Linked DNA regions of Homo sapiens: all the other regions are linked to region 3. Evidence: chromatin contacts called from ENCODE Hi-C or POLR2A ChIA-PET data. All regions are on one chromosome and are shown on one strand. Each heading gives the region's core, a stretch centred on a gene start or an enhancer-like site at or near the end of the contact. The rest is flanking DNA. Distances are from core to core; before and after follow the strand shown. Region 1 overlaps LINC02732 (long intergenic non-protein coding RNA 2732). Region 2 has its middle 100 kb from the start of ZC3H12C. Region 3 has its middle 69 kb from the start of POU2AF2.

The links. Hi-C counts contacts between places; a loop is a spot of excess contacts on that map. ChIA-PET counts read pairs that join two places held with the same protein, here RNA polymerase II (POLR2A). Pooled maps may share reads with other maps.
Region 1: a pooled map shows a loop between it and region 3 (4-fold over the local background). The contact joins two enhancer-like sites. A Hi-C loop is called at or near these places in 2 of 37 single-sample maps with no recorded cell type and 3 of 50 pooled maps.
Region 2: a loop to region 3 is called in a pooled map, with 4 times the contacts of the local background. The contact joins two enhancer-like sites. A Hi-C loop is called at or near these places in 1 of 37 single-sample maps with no recorded cell type and 2 of 50 pooled maps. POLR2A ChIA-PET finds 5 or more read pairs at or near these places in 2 of 52 experiments (A673 and B cell).

What each region holds. Positions count from the first base shown.
Region 1 is chr11:110,372,142-110,376,037 of GRCh38, forward strand. All of the region lies in intron 2 of LINC02732 (long intergenic non-protein coding RNA 2732), which reads left to right. It overlaps LOC107984385 (a long non-coding RNA gene), which reads right to left. Exons shown (of 2, transcript XR_007062885.1): 2 at 1-28. Among named protein-coding and RNA genes, the nearest start is that of LINC02732, 19 kb to the left of the region's middle. Within about 2 kb of position 1,435, at least 3 of the 41 ENCODE cell types and tissues checked have a DNase peak (open chromatin) inside an H3K27ac peak, as active enhancers do.
Region 2 is chr11:110,193,065-110,196,838 of GRCh38, forward strand. It overlaps a transcript of RDX not described here. Among named protein-coding and RNA genes, the nearest start is that of ZC3H12C, 100 kb to the left of the region's middle. Within about 2 kb of position 1,492, at least 6 of the 41 ENCODE cell types and tissues checked have a DNase peak (open chromatin) inside an H3K27ac peak, as active enhancers do.
Region 3 is chr11:111,175,242-111,179,008 of GRCh38, forward strand. No RefSeq gene overlaps it. Among named protein-coding and RNA genes, the nearest start is that of POU2AF2, 69 kb to the right of the region's middle. RefSeq lists an enhancer at 2,662-2,731. Within about 2 kb of position 2,375, at least 4 of the 41 ENCODE cell types and tissues checked have a DNase peak (open chromatin) inside an H3K27ac peak, as active enhancers do.

The DNA of each region.
Region 1 (3,896 bases), core at 185-2,684, 800 kb before region 3:
GACACATCTTTGGGAGCCATTATTTAGCCTACGACAGGGAGAGAAGATGAAAGCATATGGTCAGTCTACAATATTTAATGGGGGTTCTTTCCGTGTTTTCCTCTAGTGCCTTGCAATTTCCTTTTAGCATTTCAATCTTTGATCTAATTGGAATCTATTTCAGAATGGAGCTTCCTTGTTATCCCAAATGCCAATTTTTAATTTTATTATTTTATTTTATTTTTTTGAGATGGAATCTTGCTCTGTCACCCAGGCTGGGGTACGGTGGCACAATCTCAGCTCACTGCAACATCCACTTCCCGGGTTCAAGTGATTCTCCTGCCTTAGCCTCCTGAGTAGCGGAGATTACAGATGCCCACATCCAAGGTGGCTAATTTTTTTTTCTTTTTTGTATTTTCAGTAGAGATGGGGTTTTGCCATGTTGGCCAGGCTGGTCTTGAATTCCTGACCTCAAGTGATCCGCCCATCTCGGCCTCCCAAAGTGCTGGGAGTACAGACATGAGCCACCATGCCCGGTTGCCAATTTTAAAATATTTTGTCTTTTCTCCCTGGATATGAAATAAAAGTGATTAGGTCTTAAGATAAAAAAATTAAAACACATTTATTTTCCTGTAACATGCAAAAATGCAAAAAAAAAAAAAAAGAAAGTAAAATAAAATAGATATAATTTTGGAGAAATTGCCTTTGCTCACTGTGGATTCTGGAGGGTGTGAGTGATGGACAGGTCCATCTGTGCATGGAGAATGGAAAGCCCCTTCTCCAGGATCACCCTTTACCTTAGGAGAACACCTCAGCTCCAGGCACCAAGCAGGAGTATCATAGGCACTTAGCTTTACTCCTATAGACAAATAAGAGTGGGGAGACTATGTGGTAAGGAATGATACCCTTACACTCTTTCCAGCCCTTCCCAGTCTTACAAGGAGTGACACACTTGGTGGCCTTCAAGCCTGTCACTGCAATTCATGCAGTGGGTGGTAAGAGGACAAAGCACGCTAGGTCCCTGATCCGACCTCCCAGGGATGACAGGTCTGGCTACTCCTCAAACTGAACCTGAAAGAATGCAAATGGTTCAAGTTTTCACCCTGATTCTGGCACACCCCGAGGCAAAAATAGCCATTTGCCTTCATACGAGCTTCTGTGTAGGCTGTGAATAAGGAGGTTTCTATCTCAGCTTTCTTTTTGCTCATTTAAAGACAACTGAGAGTACGACAGGGTAATTGTTTTGTTTTAAAGCACTGTAATTTAGTTCCTTTCTGGACCTTCTATGTATGAGTCATTTTCTGTAGCAGTACTAAGAGATGCAAATAGAAAAACATTATTTCTGAAAGCTTGAGATTTCAAGCTGGGCCTTTTATTCACATTCTCTTGCTAGTTTTAGTTTTACTTGTGACATTCATGTTATTAGAAGAATGACACAATTTCAATCACATTTTTGTCCCATGTACTAATGTAGCAAACAATTTCACAACCTTCCCTTTCTTTTACATGTGAGTCATTATCATTTGGTTTTGTTCTCCTTTACTCCTGAACTCACTATCTCCTGATCACATGTATACACATTTCTCTGATATCCTAGATCTTTATGGGTGATCAAGATTTTTGTATATTCTGTTTTGTTGCTTTCATACCCGCTAGTATCCTTTTTAAGTTTGACTCTTTTATACTTTGGGAGATGCCAAACAAATACTTCAGGAGAAAGGAGGCAGTGTGTTGAAAGGAAGTTGACAAAGCAAGAAGAAAAGAAGAAGAAGATATAAGGAGGAAACGTAGTGGCTCTTAAACAAAGATCTTGCATCTTTTCCTTCTTTAATTTTTTTTTTTTTTTTTTTTTTTTTTGGTTTGAGACAGAGTGTCACTCTGTCATCCAGGCTGGAGTACGGTGGTGCAACCTTGGCTCACTGCAACCTCCACCTGCTGGGTTCAAGCGATTCTCCTGCTTCAGCCTCCTGAGTAGCTGGGACTACAGGCGCAGGTTACCACGCCTGGCTAATTTTTGTATTTTTAGTGGAGGTGGGTTTCACCATGTGGGCCAGGCTGGTCTCGAACTCCTGACCTCAAATGATCCACCCACCTCGGCCTCCCAAAGTGCTGGGATTACAAAACAGAATTGCTTGAACCCAGGAGGGAGAGGTTGCAGTGAGCTGAGATGGCGCCACTGCACTCTAGCCTGGGCAACAGAGCGAGACTCCATCTCAAAAACAAACAAACAAACAAACCAAACCCAACTTTGAACCCAGAATCAGAAAGCAGATTTAATTTGGAACTCTATAGAATGTCTGCACATGAACAGATGCCATAGCCGTAACAAAAATTAGGGCCACAGCCACTTTTCTTGCATCTCCTCCTTCCTCCTTTTTTCTTTGGCTTTCTTGTATAAACCTTAGCATAAGGCATGGTTGCTTGGTTTACAAAATATTTGTTTATGAAAGTTGCAAAGGTGAGAAGAGGGATTTCAGAATCAGAAAGACTGGGTTTCAAATTTTGGCTTTGCTCTGTGACCTTTGGCAAATTATATAACTTCATTAAGCTTCAGCTTTTCCCTAGTAAATATTTGACTGATGAGAGGTAAATGAGAAAATGTGTATAAAAATCTTAGTATAGTGCTTAGCATTTCAAGCAACCCAGAATATCAACTAATTTGTTAAATGAATATTTCTTGAATATTTACTGTATGCTGAACTGTCTGCCAGGTTGAGGCTGCTGTGGTGAATTGGACAGGAAAGATTCCTGGCCTTGTGGAGCTTGCATTCTGGTGGGAAAAACAGACAATAAACATGTAAACAAATCAATAAAATAACCAGATGGTGAGAAGCCCTGAAAGAAATAAAAAAAAAAGTGTGTTATTAAGAACAGCAGGGAGGATCTGTGTCCTATGCTGGGGAAGTCAGGGAAGATTTCACAGCAGCCTGAAGAATGAGAAAGAGCCAGCTGTACTATGAGCTGTTTAAGACAGAGGAAATTGGGTCACTGGCTTAGAGAGAGATTGGGTTCTACTCACTGTCAGAGGCCAGCAGTGCAAGGTTCCTCCTTATCTTCTTATGGCCTGTGTCCTTCTATAGCCCTGGCCACTGAGAATTGGCTCAGACTGTGACTGTGACTTGCTGTCCTCAACTTCCTTATCCAACTGAAATTGGATGGTCCATCATAGTCACCCTCTTGAATAGATCCCAAACTCCCTTGTCCTTTTAATTGTACTTTAAACTCACTTGGCCAAACTCCAACCCTGGTTAAATCCAGCTCTCTGCCCTACTCCATGTCTTTGCCCATTGAGTATGGTGGAAGAATAGCCCACAATCTCATTGGCTGGTTCTATGGTCTGAATGTTGGTATGCTTTCCAAAATCATAGGCTGAAACTTAATCCTCAATGTCATAGCATGGAGGTGGAGACTTTGGGGGAAGTGATTAAGTCATGAAGACTGCCTTCATAAATGGGATAATGTAAAGGAGATTAAAAGGAGGCTGTTTGCTCCCTTCTACCATGTGAGAATGCAGCAAGAGGTACCATCTCTGTGCAATGAGCCCTTACCAGACATTGAACCTGCTGGCACTTTATCTTGGACTTCCCAGCCTCCAGAACTGTGAGCAATACATTTCTGTTGTTTATAAATTACCCAGTGTAAGATACTTTGTTATAGCAGCACAAATGGACTAAGACTAAGGACCTCAGTTCCACTTTAAATTCGCCGAGGTCGTTATGCTACCAAGCAATCTTATGAGATTCCCCTGTTCCCTCTCTCTTCTACTCTCCCTACTCCAGGTTCATGAAGAGAGGGGTTGGAGTATCATGATCTCTACTCCCCCTCCACCAGGTAGATAAGAGAGGGGCAGCTCTGTGAACCCAAGCTTGCCTAGCCCCAGCTCCCCTTCCTGCCACTCTCTCTACTCAGATCCTGGT
Region 2 (3,774 bases), core at 242-2,741, 980 kb before region 3:
TTACATGTTCACCACAGCAGTACGCCCAATAGCAAAGATACGGAATCAACCTAGGTGCCCATCAACAGTGGACTGGATAAAGAAAATATGGTACATATACACCATGGAATACTATGCAGCCATAAAAAAGAATGAGATCATGTCCTTTACAGCAACATGAATGCAGCTGGAGGCCATTATCCTAAGCAAATTAACATAGGAACAGAAAACCAAATACCACATATTTTCACTTATAAGTGGGAGCTAAACATTGAGTACACGTGGACATTAAGATGGGAACAACAGACACTGGGGACCACTAGAGACGGGAGAGAGGGTTGGGGGCAGGGGTTGAAAAACCACCCATTGGGTAGTATGCTCACTACCCGGGTGACAGGATCATTCATACCCCAAACCTCAGCATCATGCAATAAATTCATGTAACAAACCTACACATGTACACCCTACATCTAAAATAAATCTTGAAATTACAAAACAAAATAGAATAAACTATTTTCTCCTCTCAACTGCACATTTTTGCCATCTAATGACCTTCCTCTTTAACATGAAAATTATGCTACTCCTTTCCCTCTTCCAAAGAAGACACTCTAAGAACAAAAAGAACCTTAGAAATCATTTAGTCCAAACACCTCATTTTACAGCAGAGGAATCGGAGGCCCTGAGAGTTGGAGTGATGTGTCCAAATTCCAACTACTAATTAGTGGCAGAGCCGCAGCAAATGCCCAGGTTTTAACACCCACAGGCTGAAAACTCTCAATCCTTCACAGCTTCATTAACCAAACTTTTGATTATACAGCATTATCTCTAATTGGGATTCTCTCTTACTGCATTATAAACCGAAGCAATTGGTAATTTGTCCCATACATTTTATAATAACGTCCCTTCATATCACCAGTCCTGGCTAGAAAAACCCATATGTAGAAAAGGTTTTTGCCCAGTGCATTGCACAGGAATTAGCTGTTGAAGGCAGCGGCCCACGCTGTGCCCTCTTTATCTTTTGACCTGGAGCCTCAGGTTCCCTGATATATCTATTAAAAGGTGAGAGTAAGAACAGATGTGGCACAACTCTTCAGAGTTACTTGTTCAATGTTTTAAAGAGCTTGACAGATGATTTCCTCAATTCTCTTCCAGGCTGTATTTTTTAATACACAAAAAGTAATCTTGCAAGAGCTGTTTGCCCCTGCCATAGGGTAACAATAGGCTGGAGTGCAGTGGCGCAATCCTGACACACAGTAACCTCCGCCTTCCGGGTTCAAGCGATTCTCCTGCCTCGGTCTCCCGAGCAGCTGGGACTACAGGCACCTGCCACCACACCCAGCTAATTTATGTATTTTTAGTAGAGACGGGGTTTTGCCATGTTGGCCAGGCTGGTCTGGAACTCCTGACCTCAACTGATCCGCCCACCTCAGCCTCCCAAAGTGCTGGGATTACAGGGGTGAGTCACTGCACCCAGCCGGATATTACAACTTTTCGTTTCTTGCATTCCCAGGTCTTATGACTGAATGATTTTATGCCAACTTCCACTTATAATCAAGGAGAGGACTGAGAAACCATAATTTGATAAGAAACCACAACTATGTGGTTATCCTTTAAGTTATAAAAGTGCCTGATAACCAAAGATTTCACATAAATTACAAGAGACCACTTTGGGAATAAATATTCCTTGATATTAGACAAACAATATTGTATCTGCCTAGTGTCCCCTGTAGGAGGAGGTTGTCTCTAAAATAACTAGACTTAATATCCTTGAAAAACATCAGTGACAGATGGAAAATCCTATGTCATGTTGGCATATTTTGTGGGGTTTTTCAGAAAATCTTTAAGGGGTAACTTCGTGCCCAGCAGATACCTGTCAAATAATCACAGCACAACATGCTCTTGAAGGCTGTAAGAGTGACTTTTTTGGTTGTTTTTTGTTTTGTTTTGTTTTGTTTTGTTTTGTTTGAGACAGGATCTCGCTTTGTCGTCCAGGCTGGAGCGCAGTGGTGCGATCTCAGCTCACTGCAACCTCCACCTCCCGGGTTCAAGCGATTCTCCTGCCTCAGCCTCCCGAGTAGCTGGGATTACAGGCACACACCACCATGCCCAGGGGGGTTTCACCAAGTTGGCCAGGATGGTCTCGCTCTCTTGACCTCGTGACCCATCCACCTCAGCCTCCCAAAGTGCTGGGATTACAGACGTGAGCCACCGTGCCCAGCCAGAGTGACTGTTAATGCAGCTGACTCATGTCACAAACTGTCACCCAATCCTCTAAGCTTCGGTCCTTGGACATTCAAAACACCTCAAAGTGCCAGGACTAGTGCCATCTTATGAATTAATAATGCTGCTTCACATCCCAGCTCTGCCACTGAACTCTCCTCAACCCTCTTTCTCCAAACACTGGCCAGGTCCGAAGTAACTGAAATCAGAGAAGATGGGAACCTGAGATGGGGCAGGCAAGCAATATTCACCGCCTACCACCAGGATGCAGAATCAAGTGCGCAGTAAGGCTCAGGCTGATGTTAGAATATATTTATTGCTACATTTATATACAATTATACAAACAGCCCAGACAGGAAAGAAATGTTGCATCGATTTCTGCAGATTCCACCAACATGTGCACAGAAATGGAGCTGTTCACCACTGAGTTTGCTCTTGGATTGAAGCCAAATATAAGTCACATACATTTTTTGAAAAAGTGGGAAATTCTTGGAAATCCTGTCCATAGATTCTTCCTTACAAGCTAGTCATGCAGAAAAAAGTGGGTTCTCATAAGCTGATGCCTTCCAGCATGTTTGGGGGATAGAGTCCTGAAGATGGGGTGCAGTAGATGCTGGCTTGGGACTGCAGGGTGCTGTGCGAAGTCCCAAGTCCTGGCCCATCTTGCTAAGGTCTGTCTTTAGGAAAGGCAATTGAGAGGGGTCTGGAGAGAAAGAGAATAGCAAGAAAGGGAAATCCAACAGTAAACTGAGAAGAGGAGAGAACCATGAGCCAGGGCCCTGGGTAATGGAATACTGGTCCATCCAGTTCCAGCTGAGATTGCAGACTTTGGGGGATATACACATTCAGAACACCAGGTATGTCCTTATCCTAAAGCTTCCCATAAGTCAGTAGCCAGGGGCCTGCATGAAGACACAGAAAGTGAATAGGAAAGTCAGGCAAGAAAGAAGAAAACTCAACTTGAACACTCGTATTATCAACATTCAGTTGAAAAGGCATGACCCTGAATGTCTTTGCACATTTTGTAAGTTAACATTTAGTCATGGTTAGTTGATGGTTGAGTGATGAAGGGGAATGGAATGCCAGTGAGGAAATGTAATGATGTACAGATTGTATCAAAATAAAGGTGCGTCCACAAACTCTACACTCTGACCTCAGCCTGGTTAGAATTACTTTTGGCCTCAAAAGGAGTCTCACATATAGATTTTGCAATGTTCTGATCCAGAATTATGATGTGGATATAAGATGACGGTATAAACACTCTCTCTTTCATGTCACAGTCACATACACCTTAGTGACGTGAATCCCAAGAGAAATTGTTGAGCAGCCACAGGGCGTGTGTGCTTAGGGAATGAGTTCACCTTATTTACACCAGCTCCGTCTGACCCACCTCAGGCCCCTTCCCAACTCAGGAATCCAGGAGGGAGGACCTGCAGATTGGGTTTACTCTGGCCTCCTCAGCTAAAATCAGCTCAGAGCCTCAGAGAAAGGTCTGAAGGTTGAGAAAAAAGGCCCATGACTCTAAATACACCAGACTGTGCCAGGCTTTGGGGTTGATTAGTAATTTGGGTACAG
Region 3 (3,767 bases), core at 1,125-3,624:
GTAGATTAAGGGGTGGTTTATGCAGAAATTTCTAGGGAAATTTCTTTTGGGTTGTTGGGTCATTGCCTTGGAAAGAGGTGGTAATTCCTGAGTGTTGCCATGGCAATGGTAAACTGACATGGCACACTGGTGGGCATGTATTATGGAAAGCTGCTTCCTCCCAGTCCATTTTAACTAGTCCTCAATTTGGTCTGGTGTCTGAGCCCCGTCTCTGGAATCGAGTCCTGTCTCCGCCTCCTACCCCAACAGAGTAAGACTTTCTCAGCCTCCTGCACCACCCCACCTATTAGCCAAAGAGAGGAAATCCCTGATAACCATTACACTGCCCTATTTATGTCTTTAAGATAGAGTAAGGAGTTACAGGTACATAGTGTCTTGTATTTATTAATAACAACCATATCATTATGACAGAAAGCATGATGAGCAATAGCGAAAGTGTGTTTTTAAAAAAGCAACACCATGGATATCTGATCAAAACTTTGTTTTGTGAGCAATATAATTTAATACATGCTATTAGTATATAGTATGGGCTGTAGAAAAAATAGAATGCAGTATTTACCAATGTGCTTATGAAATCTATGGAAATTGGTATTTCTTGTTTTTCTCGGGGGTCAGCATGATGTCACAGAAAGTGCACAGTTATTTAGAGGCCAAAAGCCTAGATGTGTAAATCATGTTTGCCTGACTTAGCAGCTGTGTGGCCTTGTGGACCTTCCTTCAACCCCTCTCAGCTTCCATTTCTCCTCTGGAATATGGGAGTCATAACTGCTACACGGAACAGTTTTGAAAATGAAATGAGAAAACACATAAAGAACCCAGGTCAGGACATTGGCTCATAGCAGCCATTCAGTGCGTGTTGGTTTCCTTATTCCCTTCACCTTTCTGGATTAGGTCACATCCAGTGCTTCCCACATGCCAAGGCCAGTCTGAATGTCTGGCTCTCAAACTTTTGGGGATCCAGATGCTTTGTGCCTCTAATTAAGGTTATAGATCATCTCCCCTAACAAGTTCATGTGCATATAACATTTTGCAGGCAATTTCTCACAGACTCCCTAGTATTCACTTATGGACCCACTTGGGGTCCACAAATCCAGGTTAAGAATGCTGGACCTAAAGAATCTTGGGACAGTAAAGGACTGTGGTGTGTATGAAAGATTTGCTCACCAACTATAAAGAAACTAGAGGTCCTAATCATCTCCAAGACACTATCTGGCAAGTTATATATTTCTGAAGCCTGAATTGACATGTACAGGTCCATCTTGTGGCACTAGTAATAGCATTCTCACACACACACACATATGCATACACACACATGCACACACACATGCTGGCACACACACACATCAAGTATCAATTTGCGATCACTAGTTTACATGGAAACTAGGAGCTTCATTGGAATAAAAGCTTGAACAATAGCCAGTACTATGGTTCGGACATCTCAGATATTCATGATCGAGTAGGAGTCAAAGATGCAATGGAAACCACAGTGAAGAAAGGAACCGAAAAGAAAATTCACCAAGCAGAGGAAATCAGCAACAAGTCCTGGCAGGTCACAAAGAGAGAGTTTCAGGTGGTGACCTATGCTTAAAGCCTTTGTTAAATCTAGCTGTCTGGGCGGCATGTGTGATCCTGGAGAGAAAGGAGCCTATGTAACAATGGAAAGAGCTGTTCCACCAAACCCTGCAATGCCTTATGACCATGTGATCCACTGCAGTTCATCCTGCCCCAATTAAGTGCAACACAGAAGAAAAAGCATTTTCCTTCCCCATTCCATGGAGGGGCTGATGGCAGTGGTGGCCTGGATGAATCAGGAGGGATCTGGGCATAACTGGGGACAGAGGCCCATGCAGAAAGCTGGAACCAGAGAAGGGGCACTAATTGGCATGACAGAGGACAAAATAAGAGTAACCTGGACCCACAGGCACAAGTAAGAACCCTTAAGGGATGCCCAGAATACTTGAGAGAAGGTGTTTAATATCATTAAAAGCTCAGATTGTGTCTGTGGGTGTATGTGTGTGCATGCACACACAAGGGCATGTACATATGTATGTATATATGAAAGTTATAAGTGAGAGGTGGTGTCTTAGTCCATTGTGTGCTGCTGTAACAAAATATTACATATGTGGTAATTTATAAAGAAAAGAAATTTATTTCTGACAGGTCTGTAGGCTAGGAAGTGCAAGGTTGAGTGAGTGGCCTGAATCTGGTGAGGGCCTTCCTGCTGCATCATCCTGTGGTGGAAAGCAAAAGGGGAAGAGAGTGCAAAAAAACAAGAGACAGCAAGAGAAGGCTGAATTCCCCTTTATAACAAATCTACTCTTGCAATAACAAGCCCACTTCCTCAATAATAACATTAATCCATCCATAAGGGCTAATTAGGGCTAATGACTTAATCAGTTCTTAAAGCTCCCATCTCTCAACATTGTTGTGTTGGGGATTAAGTTTCCAACACATGAAATCTGGGGGGTATATTCAAACCACAGCAGGTCACAAGTCCTCCCTGCTTCATAGGCTCCTTCTCTGGACCAAACCCTTCTTCCTGTTTTTATTCTTGCCTGCACACCTGGTCCAAGATGCTTAAGATAACAGGCTCTGGGGCCAGAGTGCTAGGCTTTAATCCTGACTCTACTACATAACACGGTCACTTTAGACTATTGTTTTAACCTTTCTGTGCCTCAGTGTTTGAGTATTAATGTTAGTATAACCCTATTCACACAAACCTGCTCCTGCTCTTTTTTTTTTTTTTTTTTTTTTTTTGAGATGGAGTCTCACTCTGTCACCCAGGCTAGGGTGCAGTGGTAAGATCTCAGCTCACTGCAACGTCCGCCTCCTGGGTTCAAGCAATTTTCCTGCCTCAGCCTCCTGAGTAGCTGGGACTACAGGCACGCACCACTACACCCAGCTAATTTTTGTATTTTTAGTAGAGATAGGGTTTCACCATGTTGGCCAGGATGGTCTCACTCTCCTGACCTCGTGATCAGCCCGTCTTAGCCTCCAAAAGTGCTGGGATTACAGGTGTGAGCCACCGCGCCCAGCCACAAATCTGCTTTTAATATTTAGGGGCATTCTAGCAATATATACAAGGGAAAATGTTCACTGCTGTATTACAGGTGTGATACAGTTTGGATGTTTTCCCCTTTAAATCTCATGTTAAATTGTGATCCCCAGTGTTGGAGGTGGGACCTGGCGGGAGGTGATTTGCTCATGGGGCAGATTTCTCATGAATGATTTAGCACCATCCTCTTGGCACTGTCCTCAAGATAGCGAGTTGAGTTCTGGAGATCTGGCTGTTTAAAAGTGTGTGACCCCTCCCCGCCCCCTCTCTTGCTGTCTGTCTTGCCATGTGAGATGTCTGCTGCCCCTTTGCCTTCTGTCATGACTGTAAGCTTCCTGAGGCCCCCCCAGGAGCTGATACTGGTGCTATGCTTCCAGTACATCCTGCAGAACCATGAGCCAATTAAACCTCTTTTCTTATAAACTGCCCAGCCTCAGGTATTCCTTTATAGCAATGCAAGAACAACCTAACGTAAGGCGCCCAAATCATTTTCTCCATGAATTAATCCCTCTCATCCTCTACTCATCCCAAGTGCCCTTTCTCAGAGAGTCTGCATCAAGAATTCCTATCGAGTAGTCAGTGAGCAGGGCAGTTATACCCATCTGTTTAGCCACAGCTAACTGAACCAAGAGTGGACACCTAGCCCAAGCATCAGATCCCCTTCCACAATTCTGAATGGAGATCCAGAGAGCTGGGTCAGAATGTGAACATG